2 separate regions of the Homo sapiens genome follow, and region 1 is linked to region 2. The links are chromatin contacts, found by Hi-C or POLR2A ChIA-PET in ENCODE. All regions are on one chromosome and are shown on one strand. The core of a region is the stretch at or near the end of the contact, and the rest is flanking DNA. Distances in the headings are between cores, read along the strand shown.

Evidence for each region. Hi-C counts contacts between places; a loop is a spot of excess contacts on that map. ChIA-PET counts read pairs that join two places held with the same protein, here RNA polymerase II (POLR2A). Pooled maps may share reads with other maps.
Region 1: a loop to region 2 is called in a map of CD8-positive, alpha-beta T cell, with 24 times the contacts of the local background. The contact joins the promoter of FAM193A here to the promoter of CTBP1 in region 2. A Hi-C loop is called at or near these places in 1 of 168 maps with a recorded cell type or tissue (CD8-positive, alpha-beta T cell) and 7 of 50 pooled maps. POLR2A ChIA-PET finds 5 or more read pairs at or near these places in 1 of 52 experiments (CD4-positive, alpha-beta T cell).

What each region holds. Positions count from the first base shown.
Region 1 is chr4:2,533,262-2,538,106 of GRCh38, forward strand. It overlaps FAM193A (family with sequence similarity 193 member A), which reads left to right and starts at 3,386. Exons shown (of 21, transcript NM_001366318.2): 1 at 3,386-3,909. The coding sequence starts at 3,655. RefSeq lists silencers at 2,270-2,429, 2,650-3,299, 3,310-3,359, 3,620-3,719, 3,800-4,089 and 3 more.
Region 2 is chr4:1,245,789-1,250,379 of GRCh38, forward strand. CTBP1 (C-terminal binding protein 1) reads right to left here and starts at 3,342. Exons shown (of 10, transcript NM_001012614.2): 1 at 3,128-3,342. CTBP1-DT (CTBP1 divergent transcript) reads left to right here and starts at 3,652. Exons shown (of 2, transcript NR_033339.1): 1 at 3,652-3,684; 2 at 4,323-4,591. RefSeq lists silencers at 2,231-2,950, 3,121-4,050 and enhancers at 4,421-4,470, 4,531-4,591.

The DNA of each region.
Region 1 (4,845 bases), core at 2,136-4,635, 1.3 Mb after region 2:
TGCAACCTCCGCCTCCCGGGCTCAAGTGATTCTCCTGTTTCAGCCTCCTGAGTAGCTGGGATTATAAGTGCCCGCCACCGTGCCTGGCTAATTTTTGTAGCTTTAGTAGAGACGGGGTTTCACCACGTTGGCCAGGCTTGTCTTGAACTCCTGACCTCAAGTGATCCACCTGCCTCACCCTCCCAAAGTGCTGGGATTACAGGTGTGAGCCACCGCACCCAGCCAAGATAAACTTTTTTAGCTTGCACACATGAGTGATAAAGTGGTACTTATCTGGCCAGGCCCAGTGGCTCACGCCTGTAATCCCAGCACTTTGGGAGGCCAAGGCGGGTGGATCAAGAGGTCAGGAGTTCGAGACCAGCCTGATCAACATAGTGAAAGCCCCATCTCTAATAAAAATACAAAAAAAATTAGCCGGGCATGGTGGCGGCTGCCTATAGTCCCAGCTACTCGAGAAGCTGAGGCAGGAGAATGGCGTGAACCCGGGAGGCGGAGGTTGCAGTGAGCCACGTCGCGCCACTTCACTGCAGCCTGAGTGACAGAGCAAGACTCTGTCTCAAAAATAAATAAATAAAATAAAAATAAAAAAAATAAAGTGGTACTTATCTTTCTGTGCCTGGCTTTTTCACATCACATAATGTCCTGCAAGCTCATCTATGTTGCAGCAAATGACAGAAATCTGGGGGTTTTAATGGCTAAATAGCATTCCAAAAAATTGTGCTCCCTTGTGTATATAGCATTTTATCAGTTCATCTGTTTTTTTTTTTTTTTTTTTGAGGCAGAGTCTCACTCGATCTTGGCTCACTGCAACCACCACCTTCCAGGTTCAAGCAATTTTCCCGCCTCTGCCTCCCAAGTAGCTGGGATTATAGGTGCTTGCCACCACGCCCGGCTAATTTTTGTATTTTTAGTAGAGATGGGGTTTCTCCATGTTGGCCAGGCTGGTCCCAAACTCCTGACCTCAGGTGATTCGCCCACCTCGGCCTCCCAAAGTGCTAGGATTACAGGCATGAGCCACCAGGCCCGGCCTGTCATTATTTTTATTCTTTTCTTTCTTTCGTTTTGTTTTGAGTTTTTGAGACGGAGTCTCGCTCTGTGGCCCAGGCTGGAGTGCAGTGGCTTGATCTGGGCTCACCGAAAGCTCCGCCTCCCAGGTTCACGCCATTCTCCTGCCTCAGCCTCCTGAGTAGCTGGGACTACAGGCATCCGCCACCAGGCCCGGCTAATTTTTTGTATTTTCAGTAGAGACGGGGTTTCACCGTGTTAGCCAGGATGGTCTCAATCTCCTGACCTCATGACCCGCCCCACCTCGGCCTCCCAAAGTGCTGGGATTACAGGCGAGAGCCACACTGTGCCCGGCCTCTTTTTTTTTTGACGGAGTTTTGCTCGTTGCCCAAGCTGGAGTGCAATGGCACTATTTCGGCTCACTGCAACCCTTGCCTCCCGGGTTCAAGCGATTCTCCTGCCTCAGCCTCCCGAGTAGCTGGGATTACAAGTGTGTGCCACCATGCCCAGCTAATTTTTGTATTTGTAGTAGAGACGGGGTTTCGCTTTGCTGGCCAGGCTGTCTTGAACTCCCGGCCTCAGGTGATCCGCCCACCTCGGCCTCCCAAACTGCTGGGATTACAGGCATGAGCCAAGGCACCCAGGCCTAATGGTCATTATTGTCATTCATTGATTCAGCAAATAGTAGAGTGCTGGGTGCTCAGCCTCTTGCTTTGCAGTAGCTTGGGTGTCAGAGGTGTGTGAGGCAGGCATTCTCAGGTTCTCTCCTGCCCAATAAAACCTTTTGTCTTTGGGGATACTGGTGACATCATGAATCCCAATCCTGTGCAATGTGCTATGACAAAGGAAAGGACAGGGGTTGAGGCAAGGGGCAGGGACAGCCTATGACACTGAAAAAGAGGCCAGAAACGCATTCCTACCCGCTCTCTCAAAATCCATGTTCAGTGGCAGGATCATCCAAGACCCTGATGGGGCGGGGGGCCTTTTTTCGTCTAGGATGGTATCTGAATGGCTTTAAGGGTAGCTTTCTTCTGATCACATGAGATTTCTGCTTGTGTCATGAAGAATGGGTCAGAGGATCAGGAGGCTGTGGCTGCAGCTGGGGCGGGTTGCGGGGACCCAGGACGAACAGTAGAGCTCGGTTAACGCTGCAAGGGGAGCCTGGCAGGCCGTACATCCCAATGCCAAGCCCGCCGCCTCTCGGCCTGACACCACCGGTGGAACCAAAAAGGGGAAATCATGTCCTTTGTGCCTCTGTGTCTGTGGTAAGCGGGGCCCTCCAGGGGGCGGAGCCGCCGGCAGGGTCCCCCCGTGGCCCGGGTCTCAGGGCAGAGCTCTGCCTGGGGCTCGCAGATGTCTGCAAGGCCGCGGAGGGAGGAGGGTCCAGACGCAAGCCCTTATTTCTGATCTGGACGTCTGCGAGGGTCTGACCCGGCTAGTCGTCCCCGAGGTGCGTGAGTGCGAGGGTGTGGGACACGGCCGGATCGTCCTAGGGCCCCGTGGATTAGCAAGGCACCGGGACCACTGGAGAGGGCTTAACGGGATAGCAGGGAGAGGGCGGGCTCGGGAAGAGCACCCTTTAGGCGAGGGGTTCTCGGGGAACCGACCGGCGTGTCCCAGCCCCAGGCCCGGTCCAAGATTCGCCGGCTCCGCCGCTGCCTCCGCACCCAGGCGGACCCCACCGCACCGCGCCCGGCTTTCCAGCGCTGCCCGAACCCCCGCCCAGCCCACGAGGCAGGGATTCTGTGGTCCTCACTGAGTCATCTGGACCAGAACTAGACTAGCCCAAGGTCACCGGGCGTTCCTGGCGAGGCCAGGGCCGCGCCGCGCCGCCCCTGGTGCATCCCGGGAGCCGCGCCGGTCTGCGGCACCTGGGCGGCGGACAGGGGCGCGGGCGAGGCGGGCGGGGCGGGCGGGCAGCGGACACCGGTCAGAGAGGCGGAACTCCCTGCCGCCAGCCGTGTAGTTTGCCTCGCGGGCGGCGGCGCGGCCTCCTGCCGGCCTAGCCCTACGCCCGACCACAACGCCCAGAAGGCCGCGCGGCGCGGGCGGGACCTGCGGCGACGAGCGAGGCGGTGACATCACCGCCGCATCCAGCTCCCTGGCCCCAGCTCCTCCCAGCGCCCGGGCCCTCGGCCTCGCAAGGCCTGACGGGAATCGTGGTCCACCCCCGGGTACCCCCAGCTGCTGCACGGGCAGCACGGACTTCAGTTCCCGGCGTGTCCTGCGCGCCGAGGCACGTTAACGGCAGGAGGGGGTGGGCAAGCAAAGGGAAAAGCAGAGCCGGGGGGCGGAGTAAGGCGGGGTGGGGGTGGGGGGTGGGGGCCCACACCCCTCCCCCTCCCCGCTGCTCCTTCCCCCTCCCCCGACGTAAACTGGGATCCCTTTCCCCTTGTGTCCGCCATATTGGACTCTAACTCTGGTCAGCCGCGGCGCCGGGACTGTGGACTCGCGGTTCCTCCCGCCCAGCGGCCTGCCCCGCAGCTCCCGCCCGCCCCAGCCCTCCCCGACCCGGACGCGACCCCGCGCAGCGCCCCCCGGCTGGCCGGAGCGCCCGCCGCCGCGGCCGCCTCAGCCTCCCCGCCTTCCCCGCCCTCCGCCGCCGCCCGCGGCCCCCGCGCCCGCTCTGCGCCCCTCTCCCCGCCCGCCATGAGCCCAGCCGACGCCAAGCGCGGGGCCAAGCGCCGGAAGAACAAGCGGGGCGGCGGCGGCGGCTCGGGCGGGGGTAACGGCGGCGCGAGCAGCGGCAAGGCCGGCCCGGCGGCGGCGCTGCGCGGTTCCCAGGCCGCGGGCCTGGCGGCCCCGGGCAGCGCGGCAGGCCTGGTGGGCGGCGCGGCGGCGGCCAACGGGCCTCTCGGCGCGGGCGCGAGCGCGGGCGGCGCCGCCCCCGGAGGCTACTTCGAGGTAAGCGGCGGCAGCGGGCAGGGGTCGATGGCGGTACGCGGTTGCCGTTCCCTCGCGCCTTGGCGGAGCTCGGCCTCCCGCTGTCGGCCCCGGGCCTGGGAGCGGGATGCTGCGGGCGGGCGGATAACGGGTCCTGCGGCGCTGCGCTTGCCGAGGTCCCGGGGCAGGGCGGCAGGTGGGCCGTGCTCGGCGTGACGCGGCCTCTGTCAGCCTCTTGAGAGGAGAACCTGAGCAGAGGCGGCGGGAGGGCTACACCGGGGCCGCCGCTCACGGCGACGGGCTGGTCCGCAGGCTGGAGCAGCCCCTCAACGGGCGGGGACGTCTCCGGGGTGCAGCTCCGCGCACGGCGCTTCGCCTTCCGCTGGACCCGGCGGGTGATACCCGCGAGGCCCGGGCTTCTGTCGTGGCGCCTCGCCCGCTGCGGCGGTTCCAGAGCGACTGCGATTCCGGGAGTGAGCAAAGCTGCCCTTTCGCTCCCAGGGCTTTGAAATGTTTCTCTGGCCACCTTCGTTATTCCGTGCGCGTGATGATTGAGAAGGGCCTCCCGGAAGTTTTCCTTTGGTCCTCCTATGTGGTTATTTGAAATCTACCTGACAGCCACCTGGAGCTGGCAGCCCTGGCCCCTCCTCCCCCGCTTTGTTAAGTTTTCAGGGGTATTTAGTGGTTTGGTTACTCAGGTATGTATTTAGGGTTCGAACTTAAGGAATTTGAAAGGTGATTTTTTTCAGTTTTGTTTATGAAGACAGCTAGCACACATTGCACCTACCAATTATGGATTCCTGCCACTTTTATTCAACCGTTGGTCACAACATTTCAGAGGGTACACTATTTATAAGTGGGTATGCAATTGGCGCAGTCATTTCCAGTTATCCCATTGTCTGCTGAAAGAGAATAGATTTTTTTTGAAAAGTTGCGTTCTTATAATGTTATTTAAAC
Region 2 (4,591 bases), core at 2,092-4,591:
GAGAGTTAACGGCGGTGCCAGGGGAGGGTGCAGAAGGGGCCTGGTCCCAACACCGCCCACACCTCTCTCAGGGCCATAGCCCCAACGCCTCCCCAACCAAACCAACTGGGCTTCCCTCAGGGCCATCCTCACTCTCCTTCAACACCCGTGAGAACTGGTACCACCTGGGGCCGCCCAGAGAGACAACTCAAGGTTAACGTTTGGCTCGGCAAAGAGCCACCAAGAAATTTCTGGCTTCACAGGGAAAAAAACGAACATTTCCTTGTGGGAGATACCACATGGAATGTGTGGCCGGAGGGGCTTCTGGAAACGATGGTCAGTGACGCAGGTGGCACCTTGTGGGTTACCACGACCCAGTGCGGGGGAGAGCAGTGGGCTCCGGCCACTGCAGCTGACAATGGAGGACCCGGGGGTCCAGACACTCCCGGCACAGAGCTCTTACCCACAACTACCAACATCCAGCGACCACCAGAGGACCCTGGCGCTCCACCCGGCGCTCCGACCAGCGTTCCCTTGGGCGATGCAGTTCAACCACAGAACCCGTATGACACTGCCTGCTGCCTCTACCACCTCCTGGCCACCCCTGGGCCCTGGGCCAGGCCTGCACCGTCAGCACCACCTGGATGGAGCCCTCTCCAGCCCCCAGTGGAGTGGGAAACATTAAGTCCTTCTACAAGGAGAGTCAACCGGGGTAAACACCTCACAGGGCACACACCTTTGACTTGGGCACTGCATGGGGAGCACCAGGGCACAGCCGGGCACAAAGTGCTGCCTGAAGAGTTCTCAGCAACACTAGTGGTGCCAGCCACACGCCTCTTGGCTCAGTGACACCACCGTCAGCTCAGACCAGGTCACATTCTGGGGGTACTGGCCGCAGGAAGTTGAGAGGGCAAGTGACAGTCAGAGGAGAAAAACCAGAAAAACTGCCAGGCTGGTGGGGAACCAGGTGTGGCTTGACGGCCACCTCTAAGCCCCGAGGGAAGAGACTGGGCCTCTCGAGCCTGGGGCCCGTTTCCTGGAGAGCATGACTACTTCTGTCCAGGGTTCCTCCAGAAAAAATTTATTAACAGAATGATGGTTAACAGTTGCTGTCTGCTTACACTACAAATGTCCAAAGAGTGGGGGGCTCCCAGCCCTTGGGGGAGGCAGACAGGACGAGCCAGCACTTCCAATCCCACCAGGACATGGCAGGGGGCCGGCTCTGCGCCAAGCCCACAGGACTGGACCAAGGCTCGTCCCACTCATCAGAGGGACAGGACCAGCCCACAGTCCTGTGCACCCCGGGCCAAGCCTCTCCTCCCCCACTGCCACGTTCTCAGGTTAATGACAAGCGAGTAAAAGGGAAGATCCTACTCGCTGACATCCCCAACCACACGCCCACCTCTCAGAACTAACAGCTGCCCTGGTCAAGGCTGACAGGAAGAAGTGCATGTTGGGGACATGGCAGACACCCCAAAAATGGCCGGGCAGGCGGACGAGGCACCCCCAGGAGTGACCAGATGCCACCCCCAGTGCGTGTCCCTCCCAGAGCTCTGCAGAGGACGCCTGTATGGAAGCAGGTGCTCAAAGATGGGCAACAGAATCACAGAGAGCAAAAGGCGTCTGCGGAGCCGACAGCCCCAACCAGGAGCCAAACCCAGACCCCAGAGGGAGGTGGCCAGGCCCGGGCAGGCAGGGGAGACCTGGGAGGCCGGGTGCTGAGGCCCAGGGCAGAGCCACGCCCTACAAAGTTCCAGGACACAGAAAGGGGGACCCCCAAACCGCAGCTGTCATCCTCAGCTGCAACGGCAAATAGTTACCCCACGGTTCTCCCCCAACCCTGCCCCAAGCTGCAGACGGGTACACAGACGCGCAAAGGCCACGCGCTAGGAGCTCAGCGAGGACGGCCGCGGTGCGGGCCCAGCCGCCAGCGCCGTTTTCTTCCCGAGGGACGTGTGCTCCCTGCCGCGCTCCTACAGAAACGGTGGAGAGGCCGGGGAGGGGGGGGGGGCTCGGGCTCAACGGAACACCCTGCGCACCCGCCGCCTCGGCCCTAGCTCCAGGCCCTCTTGCCCCAACTCTCAGGGTTTCACCTCCCCACTCAGGGCACCGGGAAGGGCGCGACCGCCTTCCCTTTTCCCCACTGGAAGGGAATTCTGTCCCGGCAATCACGGAGACGACAGCAAAAGGGATCTGGCCCAGGCCGGGCTTCCAGACACCGGCGCCCTTGGAGGCCGCCAGAGAACGCTCCAGTCTCGGCCCGGGGCTCAGGCGCACGGACTCTGCCTTTGCAGCCGGGTCGAGGGAAAGAGAGGCTCCGCGCAGCGGCTCGGGCCGGCCCAGGACGCGGGCGCTGCAAGATGGCGATGGTGGCAAGCCCGGCGCCCGCCCGTGCTCCCTGCTTCCGCGGCCGCAGCCCGCGAGGAAGGCGCCCCGGGACCTGGGCGGGCCCAGGCAAGGGCAGGTGGGGGCGCTGGGCCGGTCCGGGACCTCGCGGAGTTCGCGGGAACGGAGACCCCGGGCCCTCCCGCGTCACCGCCGGGGGCTGCGCTTTGGGCCCGGTCTGAGGGCAGCGGCCTCCTCCACGGTCATACCCGGCACCCGCGCCCCGTCCCCTTCCCCCACAGCGCGCGGCCACGGTCGCCGGCGGCCTCCCCGCGGGAGGCGCGCTCCCGCGAGTGGCCCGGGAGCGCGCGCCCCAGGACACCCCGAGCTGCGCACGGCTCCCGCCCCATCCCGGCCCCGCAGGCCCAGCCACGGGGTCATGACCGGGGACGGGGTAGCGGCCGGGGATCGGGACCCGGGGTGCCGTCCCGGGTCCGACGGGGCTGGGGTCGGTGGAGCTGGGGGTCCGGCGGGGCAGCCCAGAGGCCCACAGGCCCTTTTGTGTCACCTGCACGGGCCGCGGGCGGGGAGAGCAGACTGCGGCGCTCGCGCACACGCAGCGGCCCGCGCATGCGCAAGACCCTTCCCGCGGTCCCGCCCCCGACCGCGGCCACGCGCGGACGCCGGCGCGCACGCGCACTCGCACACAAAGCCGGCGGCCCGCGGGCGCGCGCTCGGTCCGCCCCCGCGCCCCCCGCCCGCGCGGCACCCGCCCCGCCCCGCCCCCGCCCGCGGCCGGAAACGCGCGCGCGCGCGGCCTTACCAAGCGGCAGGCCCTTGTTGAGCAAGTGCGAGCTGCCCATCGAGAGGCGCGAGCGGCCGCGGGCCCCGACCACTCCGGCGCGCTGCGCCGCCGCGAGCCCGGCGCGTGGGGCGGCCTCGGCGCCGTCCGCTGCTCCGCCCGCCCGCCTGCGCCTGGCCGCCGCCGTGCCGAGTCTCCGCCGCGCCGCTGAGCCGCGCTCCGACGACCGCGCGGGCGGGGACACGGCGGCGCGCGCGGGCGGGGCCTCGCGGTTGGTCTCCTGGTTCCCAGCGCGGGCGGCGCACGGACTCACGCGGGCGGCTCAGGGCCCGCCCGGCCGGGACGCGGCTGCGGGGCGGGGCGGGGCGGGAGCCTGGCGGGAAGCTCGCGGGGCTGCAGCCCGGCGGAGGCCCCGGGCCTGGTGTTCCGCACGTTCTAAACCGCCTGTCCCCGAGGAAGTCGGGCAGGGTCGGGCCGGACTCAGCGCCGCTGGCGGGAGCGCCGTCCGCCCCGAGGACCCTGCGGGCCCGGAAGCCGAGACAGGGCCGCCCACGTCAGCGCCTGGCGCGGGCCCGAACGTAAATGGCGCTCCTCCGCGCCGCAGCCGCAGCCGCCCCGCTCCCTTCCCGCTCCGCCAGCTGCCGCCCTCCCGCGCTCGCTTCTCGCCCCGCGGCCTGGCCCGTGCGCCTCCGAGGCTGGCCAGGGGCACCGAGGCCGCGGGCCCCCCATCGCCCCCACCCGAGCCCTGATTTACCGTCCGAGAGCCGGCGGCACATGGGACCCCGAGAGGAGAAGCGCGCCTGCCCCAGTGCGTCCCCAGGCGGGGGAGCCCCGACTCCTGGAGGGACCGCGTCCTGCCCGGCCCGGGAAGTTCAGGGCTGGAGAACCCCTTCCCCGACCCCATTTCTCTTTTAACAAGAGTAGGGTTTGTAGCTAACCAACGTCCTGACAGCTCAGCTCTGCTTTCCCTTTAAGCATTAATATCAAAGCCCTGCCTGCTACCGGTGAAGCCCCGACCCGGGAGGGCCCGAAAGTCCCTTCAGGGAGAGGCCGCACTGGGCCTGCTCACCCAGGGGCTGCCCCTGCAGACTCTCCCGAGGGGCCCAGGGATATTCCTCGCGCCGCGAGTGGACGCTTCCATCCACCCCATGGGGAGGGCCTCTGCGCGTGGCTACTCTGAGCCCTCTGGAATGCCGAGATAGTTGCATAATTTCAGAAACCACGGCATGGAGACGGAATGATGCAGACTCCTATCCGCGAGATACCTGCTGTAATTTCGCTGTGGTTCGTGAGGACGCGTCCTGGGCTGCCCTGAGAAGCCTACGTCTCCCCTTCGAGGCCCGGGAAGACCTCCAACCCCGCTGACAATGCTGGGCCCTCAGCCAGACCTGCCCTGCGTGCCACGTTCTGTTCTAAGATCGGGCTGCCGAGCTGTGGCCTGGAGGAAACCTGGCAGGTGTCACCAGAGCTTTGGGGAGGGTGAGG